Regions from separate parts of the Homo sapiens genome. Here region 2 is linked to region 1. Evidence: read pairs that join two places in POLR2A ChIA-PET (ENCODE). Cell type or tissue: B cell. All regions are shown on one strand. Links, peaks and the distances in the headings refer to the core of each region. The heading gives the core; the rest is flanking DNA. Region 1 has its middle 6.3 kb from the start of ZNF283. Region 2 overlaps ETHE1 (ETHE1 persulfide dioxygenase).

What was found. ChIA-PET counts read pairs that join two places held together with the same protein. Peaks named below come from ENCODE experiments on the same cell type or tissue, not always from the same donor. Only the 100,000 strongest peaks of a DNase experiment are listed, where the experiment ranks them.
Region 2: POLR2A ChIA-PET joins it to region 1 with 5 read pairs; 4 of 35 experiments call an interaction of 5 or more read pairs at or near these places.

The regions. Positions count from the first base shown.
Region 1 is chr19:43,818,294-43,823,675 of GRCh38, forward strand. It overlaps a transcript of LYPD5 not described here. Among named protein-coding and RNA genes, the nearest start is that of ZNF283, 6.3 kb to the right of the region's middle. In B cell, for the core only: no CTCF peak of the experiment used is centred there; a DNase peak (open chromatin) is centred at 2,268; H3K4me3 peaks cover 762 bases; H3K27me3 peaks cover 1,658 bases.
Region 2 is chr19:43,512,062-43,517,443 of GRCh38, forward strand. All of the region lies in intron 3 of ETHE1 (ETHE1 persulfide dioxygenase), which reads right to left. Among named protein-coding and RNA genes, the nearest start is that of PHLDB3, 10 kb to the left of the region's middle. RefSeq lists an enhancer at 1,092-1,592. In B cell, for the core only: no CTCF peak of the experiment used is centred there; no DNase peak of the experiment used is centred there.

The DNA.
Region 1 (5,382 bases), core at 312-5,311:
ATTTTATCAGCCGGTACAGTTCCAGGGAAGCAGGAGAGAGGGAAAAGTATAGTGTGGTAGGGAAGGAGACAACACTTGTATGAAGGTCTTACTGAGCTGGCCACTGCTTGCTATCAAGTGTAATTGATTGTTTAATTTTGTGTTTTAAGACCACCTAGCTGAGGAGAAGAAGGGAGGTGAATTCATCCACTGGTTCATGAAATGTTTGTCCCAGAGACTATTAACTCCGCTGTACTTCCAGGTCGCGTGTGAATAGTTCAATGGGTTCTGTAACGTCTCATGCATCAGCATCAACAGGAAAGCCCTGGGGCTTGAGACAAGTAGTGCCCATTGCAGGCATGAGGTCAGGTTTCGTTGCTGCTTGTGCCCATGTAGAGTTGTTCTGAGTTCATGCAGGGATGTTGCTGCAGCAGTGAATCAAGAGAAACAAGTTTCCAGAGGCCCCAGGCACAGGTGAGGCTGAGAGGATCTGAAGTGACACATAAGATGTGTCTGAACTCTTTCTTAATTCAACTCTTGCATGCAATTATCTGAGCCTGGTGATGATTAGAGTTTAAATTCTAAACTACTGATGCTGTATCATTAATGACTAATTGTCTATTATTAAAAGTTTCTGTCTCTTCTTGTCAATTCTTTAAGTTATAGCTTTCTAGGAAATTGACCATTTCATCTGTTTTCAAATTTATTCTAATTCAAAAAATATTTTCTATTCTTGTGTAGTCTTTTTCTTTCTTAATATTATTTGTGCCTGTTCTCTTTTTTATTCATCTTTTGAAATAATCTATTTTTTAATTATCTCAGAAATGGATCACTTCAAATAAGCAGTTGTTGGCATTTAGCCTCTATTGCATCAGTGTTTTCTATTTCTTTAACTTGTGCTTATTGTTGACCTCAACCAACTTTCTTTGTATTTATTCTATTATTCTGTGTTCTAACTTCAAGTTGGACATAGCCTTCATTCTTTTCATTTTTCCCTTCTTCTTCTTCTTCTTTTTTTTTTTTTTTTTTTGAGATGGAGTTTGCTCTTGTTGCCCAGGTTGGAGCGTAGTGGCATGATCTCAGCTCACTGCAATCTCCACCCCCAGGGTTCAAGCGAGTCTCCTGCCTCAGCCTCCCGAGGGGTCTAGGAGATTAGTGATTATTAGTTCTAGCGGGTTACAGTGACCGGTAGCACAGGAGGGATTGGCTTCCTTTTTCTGAAGGTGAACCGGGTCTTTTCTGTCCTTTTTCTAAGTAGCTTAAATAACACATGGTCAATAGGCACAATTTTCACAGGCCTCTAACTCATGACCCACTAATCCCCTAGACCCCCGTTGGAAAAAAGGAGAACGTGTAACCCTGGAGATCGATGGGTCAGGGCTAAACCCCCAAGTTGCCTTTTTAGTTTGAGGGGAGGTACACAGGCACTCTCCCAAACCAGTGTTTCAAACTTTTTATGATGAGCCGAATCTGCCAACACCAGAGCTTCCAAAAAGGACAAAAGAACTTGTTTCTCCAGCTAGCGGAAAGTGTAGCTCATTTCCTCAATGTTACTTTCTGTTATGTATGTGAGGGAACCACTATGGGAGACTGATGGCCTTGGGAAGCTAGAGAGTTGGTGCCCACTGATCCAGTTCCTGACCCAATTCCAGTTCAGAAGGCCCAAATTAGCAACTTCTGGGTCCTAAAAACTTCAATTATTGGACAATACTGTGTAGCTAGAGAAGGAAAAGACTTCACCATTCCTGTAGGAAAGCTCGATTGTCTAGGGCACACTCCAGCTGTCACTCTACACACAAACCCACACACTTGTGTCACAGTCACAGATTCATTCCAGTCCTGTCATACACCAAGCACTTTCTTCTTTTTGACACATACACACAGTCTGTCATACAAAGAGAAACACACCTGCTGTGTCATGAGCACACATGCAGTCACGAAGACATACCCTGGCCATTTCATGTGCACAGATGCACACACACCCCATTCCCTGTGTCACAAGACATCCCAGCCGTGGCACGTGCACTCTCATACAGACGCAACGTCACCATTCGCACGGTAGGGCACATCCTTGGCTCTATCACGCACATAATATTGCACACACCCCCTACACCATGTCTGTCACCACCACGGACGGTCCATCACACGCGGCCAGGGAGACGCCTGACCTCGTTTTGCCCCACCCCCTCCCTCAAGTCTTCATACCCAGCCACACTGTCGCCTTCTTCGGCTGCTCGCATTCGCCTCATTGCTTCTCCCACCCTTACCCGCACTGCCGACTGGGGCATGAGTCCGCAACGCCCTCTGCGCCTCGCCCTGCTTCGATGTCTCCTTCCGAAACTACACGCGGAACCCAAGAATCACTGGGATGCGCAAAGCGGATCAGGAGCGCACGCTCATTCGGCCCAGTGACCTGTGGGAATTGTAGTCCCGGGCCGGAAACGCAGGAGACGCCAGAAACCCAAGTTTGGGACGGCGCGTCCCAAGGGTTTCTGGAAGTTGTAACCTGTGCTCCGAGTGCGTAGGCGCAGGAACCCTTCGGGGGAATCCCTTTAGCAGGGAGCGTATATTGAAGAGTGCGTGCGGAGGTGAGAGCAATAAACTGATAACGGAAACAGATGGCATACTTCGTTTTCAGTTATCAAATTTCAAAAACTAAAAATGTAGATGGTACACAATATTGTTGAGAATGTGGGGAAATGAGAGCTTTCACACGTAGTGGGTGGAAATGACTACAGCTCTTTTACAGTTTTGTGTAGTAGCATTCACGAAGTGTGAAAGCAAACCCCTAAGCAACCAGCATTTTTACATACAAGAATCTAGCCTACAAAAATGCTGGCATGAAAGACAAAGATGTGGGTACAGTAATGCTTACCAAAGCCGTGTTTGTAATACTGAAGAATTCACATTGTAATACTGAAGAACCTCAATGTTCGTTTTTTGAGACACTGTTAGTCTGTGCTAGCCAATATGATAGCTATTTGTGGCTATTTAAAATTAAATCTATTAAAATTAAATAAAATTCGAAATTCAGTTTCTTACACTAGCCATGTTTCAAAGGCTCATTAGCCAAGACAGCTAGTGGCTACTGTATTGGACAAGAGGGATATAAACATTTCTAACATCACAGAAAGCTACATTGAACAGTGCTGGGTTAGGTAATAATTCAACGTTAAAAGGAATGAATTAAATCTATAACTGACATGAAATGAAGTAGAAGAATGTGTTGAAGTGGAAAGGGCAAATGGCAGAATTATATGGATAGCATGATCCCATTTCTGTATAAAATAGCTGTGTCTTTATACATACATTCAGTGTACAGAAAAATCTGGAAGAATACCTGAAAATATTAACTTTGGTCATTTCTGTAGATAGGGAATGAGTAGGGGGACACTTTCATTTCTGACATTATTTATCATCAGTTATTTGAATATTTAAAAACTGCAACAATTAACTGAATGTTGCTAAATCCAAATAAATATTTTTATTACTTATTTTGAAAGATTTTTGGCTGCCTTCTACTATCTCAGCGACGTACTCTTTCTTGAAATACTGAACTACTTTAGCTTAATAGACCTCCCTCATTTCTGTTTTATCTCCTCACTGAAAAGCATTAGAACATCTCTACAGCTATACCACTCTGAATGCTCCCGATCTGGTCCGAAAAGCATTAGAACATGGAATTACTTGAGTGATTAAAAGTAAAACAATAAGAAATTGATTGTGGCATCAGAAAAAGTGAAATCAGTTGGATCAATTTAAAATCCCAACATAAGTTTTTTTTAAAACGTTTTTCTTTTTACTTTGTAATTACAAAAGCAATGCATGTTTATTACATGAAATATGAATATAGAACAAGTGCAATAACAGAAAAGATCCCTGTAGCCCATGGAGTGGCTGAAAATGATGATTGCTAGTGGGTATTGGTGTCTTTTTGGGCAATGAAAATGTTCTAAAATTGATTGTGATGATGGTTGCATAGCTCTTTGAATAAACTAGAAACTACTGAATTCGGCCAGGCACGGTGGCTCACACCTGTAATCCCAGCACTTTGGGAGACTGAGGTGGGCAGATCACCTGAGGTCAGGAGTTCAAGACCAGCATGGCCAACATGGTGAAACCCCTGTCTTTACTAAAAAATACAAAAATTAGCCAGGCGTGATGGCAGGTGCCTGTAATCCCAGCTAATCGGGAGGCTGAGGCAGGAGAGTCGCTTGAACCCAGGAGGCGGAGGTTGCAGTGAGCTGAGATCACGCCATTGAACTCCAACCTGGGCAACAAGAGCAAAACTCTGTCTCAAAGAAATAAAAAAGAATCTACTGAATTGTACACTTTAAATGGGTGAGTTTTAGAGTATATGAATTATATCTCAGTAAAAGTATTACAGAAAAGCAATAATCTCAGTGAGCTGAGATCACGCCATTGAACTCCAACCTGGGCAACAAGAGCAAAACTCTGTCTCAAAGAAATAAAAAAGAATCTACTGAATTGTACACTTTAAATGGGTGAGTTTTAGAGTATATGAATTATATCTCAGTAAAAGTATTACAGAAAAGCAATAATCTGTGTTAACTAGTTAACCACCTGGAAAAATAAAGTAACTTCCATCCCTCACACATTAAAACAAATAATGTTCACGACATGTATAACTTAAAAATAGACTACCAGAGTGCTTATCAAATTACAAATTGATGTTATTATAATTTTGGTCTGTAGGCTTGACAGCCAAAACACAAATTATGAAGTAAATAGTTAATAAATTATAGAAAATATAAAGTATGTTTCAGTAAACTTCCCTGCCTCCCTCAAATTTAAGTAGCAAATAAACTAAGGGAAAATATTTCAGATACAACAAACAGATAATAAATTTAAAACAAATCAACATATAGATGAATACAAAAATGTGTAGAAATAGGTAAAGAATATAGACTCTTAGAAGGAAAAATTGAAAATGACCAATAAATACTTGAATGCATATGTAAGCTTATGAGAAATAAAAGACATGGAAATATTATGAAAATAAAGGCCGGGCGCAGTGGCTCACGCCTGTAATCCCAGCACTTTGGGAGGCTGAGGTGGGCGGATCACCTGAGGTTGGGAGTTCAAGACCAGCCTGACCCACATGGAGAAGCCCCATATCTACTAAAAATACAAAATTAGCTGGGCTTGGTGGCGCATGTCTGTAGTCCCAGCTACTTGGGAAGGCTGAGGGAGGAGAATCGCTTGAACCTGGGAGGTGGAGGTTGCGGTGAGCCAAGATCGTGCCATTGCTCCAGCCTGGGCAACTAGAGCAAAACTCTGTCTCAAAAAAAAAAAAAAAAAAGAAAGAAAGAAAAGAAAAAAGAAAAAGAAAATAAAATGTTATCATTGGTTTAAGGACTGGGAAATGGTCAAAACAATTGT
Region 2 (5,382 bases), core at 118-5,117, 310 kb before region 1:
CCTTCCACCATGATTGTGAGGCCTCCCCAGCCATGTGGAACTATGAGTCCATTAAACCTCTTTTTCTTTATAAATGACCCAGTCTTAGGGATGTCTTTATTAGCAGCATGAGAAAAGACTAATACAGTAAATTGGTACCAGTAAAGTGGGGTGCTGCTATAAGGAGATGTGAAAATGTGACTTTGGAACTGGGTAACAAGCAGAGGTTTGAACAGTTTGGAAGGCTCAGAAGAAGACAGAAAAATGTGGGAAAGTTTGGAACTTCCTAGAGACTTGTTGAGTGGCTTTGACCAATATGCCGAGAGTGATATGAACAATGAAGTCCAGGCTGACATGGTCTTACATGGAGATGAGGAACTTTTTGGGAACTGGGGTAAAGGTCACTTTTGTTATGTGTTAGCAAAGAGACTGGCAGCATTTTGCCCCTGCCCTAGAGATCTGTGGAACTTTGAACTTGAGAGAGATGACTTAGGGTACCTAGTAGAAGAAATTTCTCAGCAGGAAAGCATTCAAGAGGTGACTTGAGTGCTGTTAAAAGCATTCAAGAGGTGACTTGAGTGCTGTTAAAAGCATTCACTTCAGTTTTATGTATTCACAATGATATGGTTTGGAATTGGAACCTATGTTTAAAAGGGAAATAGAGCATAAATGTTTGGAAAATTTGCAGCCTGACAATGTGATAGAAAAAAAAACCCATTTTCTGAGGAAAAATTCAAGCCTGCTGCAGAAATTTGTATAAGTAACGAGGAGCCAAATGTTAATCACCAAGACAATGGGAAAAATGTCTCCAGGGCATGTCAGAGGTTTTCACAGCAGCCTCTCCCAACACAGGTCCAAAGGACTAGGAGAAAAAATGGTTTCATGGGCAGGGCCCATGGCCTTGCTGTTTTGTGCAGTCTCAGGACTTGGTGCCCTGCATCCCAGTCGGGGCTAAAAGGGGCCAAGTACAGCTCAGGCCATTGCTTCAGAGGGTGCAAGCCCCAAGCCTTGGTGGCTTACACGTGGTGCTGGGCCTGCTGGTGAACAGAAGTCAAGAACAGAGGTTTGGGAGCCTCCAGCTAGATTTGAGAGGCTGTATGGAAATGCCTGGATGTCCAGGCAGAGGTGTGCTGCAGGGGTGAAGCCTTCATAGGGAACCTCTGCTAGGACAGTGCAGAAGGGAAATGTGGAGTGGGAGCCCCCACAGAGAGTTCCCACTGGGGCACTGCCCCTAGTGGAGCTGTGAGAAGAGGGCCATCGCCCTCCAGAACCCAGAGTGTTAGATCCACCGAGAGCTTGCACCATGTGCCTGGAAAAGCCACAGATACTCCACACCAGCCCGTGAAAGCAGCCAGGAGTGGGGCTGTACCCTGCAAAGCCAGAGGGGCAGAGCTGCCCAAGACCATGGGAACCCACCTCTTGCATCAGCATGACCTGGATTTGAGACATGGAGTAAAAGATCTTTTTGGAGCTTTAAGATTTGACTGCCCCACTGGATTTAGGACTTGCACGGAGCCTGCAGCCCCTTCATTTTGGCCAATTTCTTCCATTTAGAATGGATGTATTTACCCAATCCCTGGATCCCACTGTATCTATGAAATAACTAAACTTGCTTTTGATTTTACAGGCCCATAGGTGGGAGGGACTTGCCTTGTCTCAGATGAGACTTTATTTTGTTGTTGATTTTTTTTTTTTTTTGGAGACAGAATCTCACTCTGTCACCCAGGCTGGGATGGAGTGGTGCAATCTTGGCTCACTGCAACCTCTGCTTCCCAGGTTCAACCAATTCTTGTGCCTCAGCCTCCCGAGTAGTTGAGACTACAGGCATGTGCCACCATGCCTGCCTAATTTTTGTATTTTTAGTATAGACAGGGTTTTATTATTTTGGGAAAGCTGGTCTTGAACTCCTGACCTCAGCTGATCTGCCTGCCTTGGCCTCCCAAAGTGCTGAGATAACAGGTGTGAGCCACCATGCCCGGCCTCAGATGAGACTTTGGACTGTGGACTTTTGAGTTAATAGTGAAATGAGTTGAGACTTTGGGGGACTGTTGGGAAGGTATGATTGGTTTTGAAATGTGAGGACATGAGATTTGGGAGCGACCAAAGTGGAATGATATGGTTTGGCTGTGTCCCCACCCAAATCTCATCTTGAATTATAGCTCCCATAATCCCCATGGGTTGTGGGAGGGAGCCGGTGGGAGGTAATTGAATCATGGGGGTGGGTTTTTCCCATGCTATTCTCATGATAGTGAATAAGTCTCACAAGATCTGATGATCTTACAAACGGCAGTTCCCCTGCACACACTTTCTTGCCTGTCGCCATGTAAGCCATGCCTTCACTCCTGTTTTGCCTTCCACCATGATTGGGAGGCCTCCCAAGCCAGGTGGAACTGTGAGCCCACTAAACCCCTTTTTCTTTATAAATGACCCAGTCTTGGGTATGTCTTTTTTTTTTTTTTTTTTTTGAGACAGTCTTGCTCTGTCACCCAGGCTGCAGTGCAGTGGTGCAATCTTGGCTCACTGCAACCTCTGCCTCCCCAGTTCAAGCAATTCTCCTGCCTCAGCCTCCTGAGTAGCTGGGATTACAGGCATGTACCACCACACCTGGCTAATTTTTATATTTTTAGTAGAGATGGGGATTCACCATGTTGGTCAGGCTGGTCTCAAACTCCTGACCACGTGATCCACCTGCCTTGGCCTCCCAAAGTGCTGGGATTACAGGCGTGAGCCACCACACCCAGCCTTCAGGTATGTCTTTATTAGCAGCATGAGAACAGACTAATACAGAAGGGATATTCAAATGTGATACCTAAAGTGATAAATCATTAAGGAAAAGATCAGTCAGAAGGTTCTGAATGGCAGCAACACCATAAACAAAATCTAAAGAGAACCAATATGCTGGGAAAATATATTTGTAACATATACATACCACACAGTGGTCAATATACTTAATATACAAACAGATCTTGCAAACCAATTTTAAAAAGGTAAGCACACTAATATAAAAATGGAATACCCAACAGTCATTAAAAGCAATACCGTTGAAATAAAATTCAATGTTTTACACTTTTAAAAATAAAAAATAGGCAGTGGTGGCTGGGCGCTGTGGCTCATACCTGTAATCCCAGCACTTTGGGAGGCCGAGGCGGGCAAATCACCTGAGGTCAGGAGTTCGAGACCACCCCGGCCAATGTGGTGAAACCCCATCTCTACTAAAAATACAAAAATTAGCCAGGCATGGTGGCACATGCTTGTAATCCCAGCTACTTGGGAGGATGAGGCAGGAGAATTGCTTTAACCCGGGAGGCGGAGGTTGCAGTGAGCCAAGATTGCACCATCACACTCCAGCCTGGATGACAAGAGCAAAACTCCGCCTTAAAAAAAAAAAAAAAAAAAGACAGTGAAAAGGTAGCCCTCAGAGTGGAAAATGATATTTACAAACATAAACAGTAGTCCTTCCTTATCCGCAGGGGATACCTCCAAGAACCCAGTGGATATCTGAAACCTCAGATAGTACAAACCCTATAAATACTGTTTTGTTTTGTTTTGTTTTGGACGGAGTCTGGCTCTGTCACCCAGACTGGAGTGCAATGGCATGATCCTGGCTCACTGCAACCTCCCCCTCCTGGGTTCAAGTGATTCTCCTGCCTCAGCCTCTCAAGTAGCTAGGGTTACAGGTGCCCACCACCATGCCCAGATAATTTTTGTATTTTTTAGTAGAGACAGGGTTTCACCATGTTGGTCAGGCTGGTCTCAAGCTCCTGACCTCAGGTGATTCACCCGCCTCAGGCTCCCAAAGTGCTGGGATTACAGGCGTGAGCCACCGTGACCGGCCAATCTATGTTTTTTTTTCATCTGATAATCAAGAAGGCTACTAAGTGATTAACGAATGGGTAACATACTCCTATACAGCACAGATACACTGGACGTAGGGATAATTCATGTCCTGAGTGGGATGGTGTGAGATTTTATCATGCTACTCAGAACGATGTACAATTTAAAACTTACTAATTGTTTATCTCTGGAATTTTCCATTGAATATCTTCACGCTATGGTTGACCACAGATAACTAAAACCACAGAAAGTGAAACCACAGGTAAAGGAGTTGTACTGGATCCAACAAAGTTCTTGGATCCGGAATATATAAAGATCATCTACAAATCAAAATTACTGGGCAGTTTCTACTAAAGCTAAATCTACACATACCCTGTGGCTCAACCCTTGGTATACATGTGGTCCTTGACTTAAGATGGTCTGACTTATGATTTTTTTTTTTTTAACCAGAGTCTCACTCTGTCACCCAGGCTGGAGTGCAGTGGTGCGATCTCGGCTCACTGCAACCTCCGCCTCCCGGGTTCAAGCGATTCTCCTGCCTCAGCCTCCTGAGTAGCTGGGATTACAGGCACTCACCATCACACCTGGCTAATTTTTGTCTTTTTAGTAGAGATGGGGTTTCACCACATTGGCCAGGCTGGTCTCAAACTCCTGACCTCAAATGATCCGCCTGCCTCATCCTCCCAAAATGCTGGGATTACAGGTGTGAGTCAGCCACCATGCCTGGCTTTTTTTTCTTTCTTTTTTTCTTTTTTTTTTTTTTTTTTGAGATAGAGTCTCTCTCTGTCGCCCAGGCTGCGGAGTGCAGTGGCATGATCTCGGCTCACTGCAACCTCGGCCTCCTGGGTTGAAGTGATTCTTGTGTCTCAGCCTTCTGAGTAGCTGGGATAACAGGCACGCATCACTGTGTCTAGCTAATTTTTGTACTGTTATTTAGTAGAGACGAGGTTTCATCATGTTGACCAGGCTGGTCTTGAACTCCTGGCATCAAGCAATCTGCCCACACTAGCCTCCCAAAGTGTTGGGATTACAGGTGTGATGTGCCCGATGACTAACAATTTATTGACTTTACAATAATGTGAAAGTGATACATTTTATTTCTTTTTTTCATTTGTCTTTTTTTTTCTTCAGTAAAGATGGGCTCTCACTATGTTGACCAGCCTGGTCTTGAACTCCTGGCCTCAAGCAATCCTCCCATCTCAGCCTCTCAATGTGCTGGGATTACAGGCATGAGCCACTGCACCAAGCCAAAAGTGATACACTTTCAATAGAAATCATATTCCATGCACCCATACAGCCATTCTGTTTTTCACTTTCAATTCAGTATTCAATAAATTACATGAGATATTCAACACTCTTGTATAAAATACAAGGCTTTGTGTTAGATGAGTTTGCCCAACTGTAGGCTAATGTAAATGTTCTGACCACTTTAAGGTAAAGTAGGCTAACCTATAATGTTCAGTAGGTTAAATGTATTAAATGCGGCCAGGCACGGTGGCTCACGCCTGTAATCCCAGCACTTTGGGAGGCCGAGGCAGGTAGATTACTTGAGGTCAGGAATTTGAGACC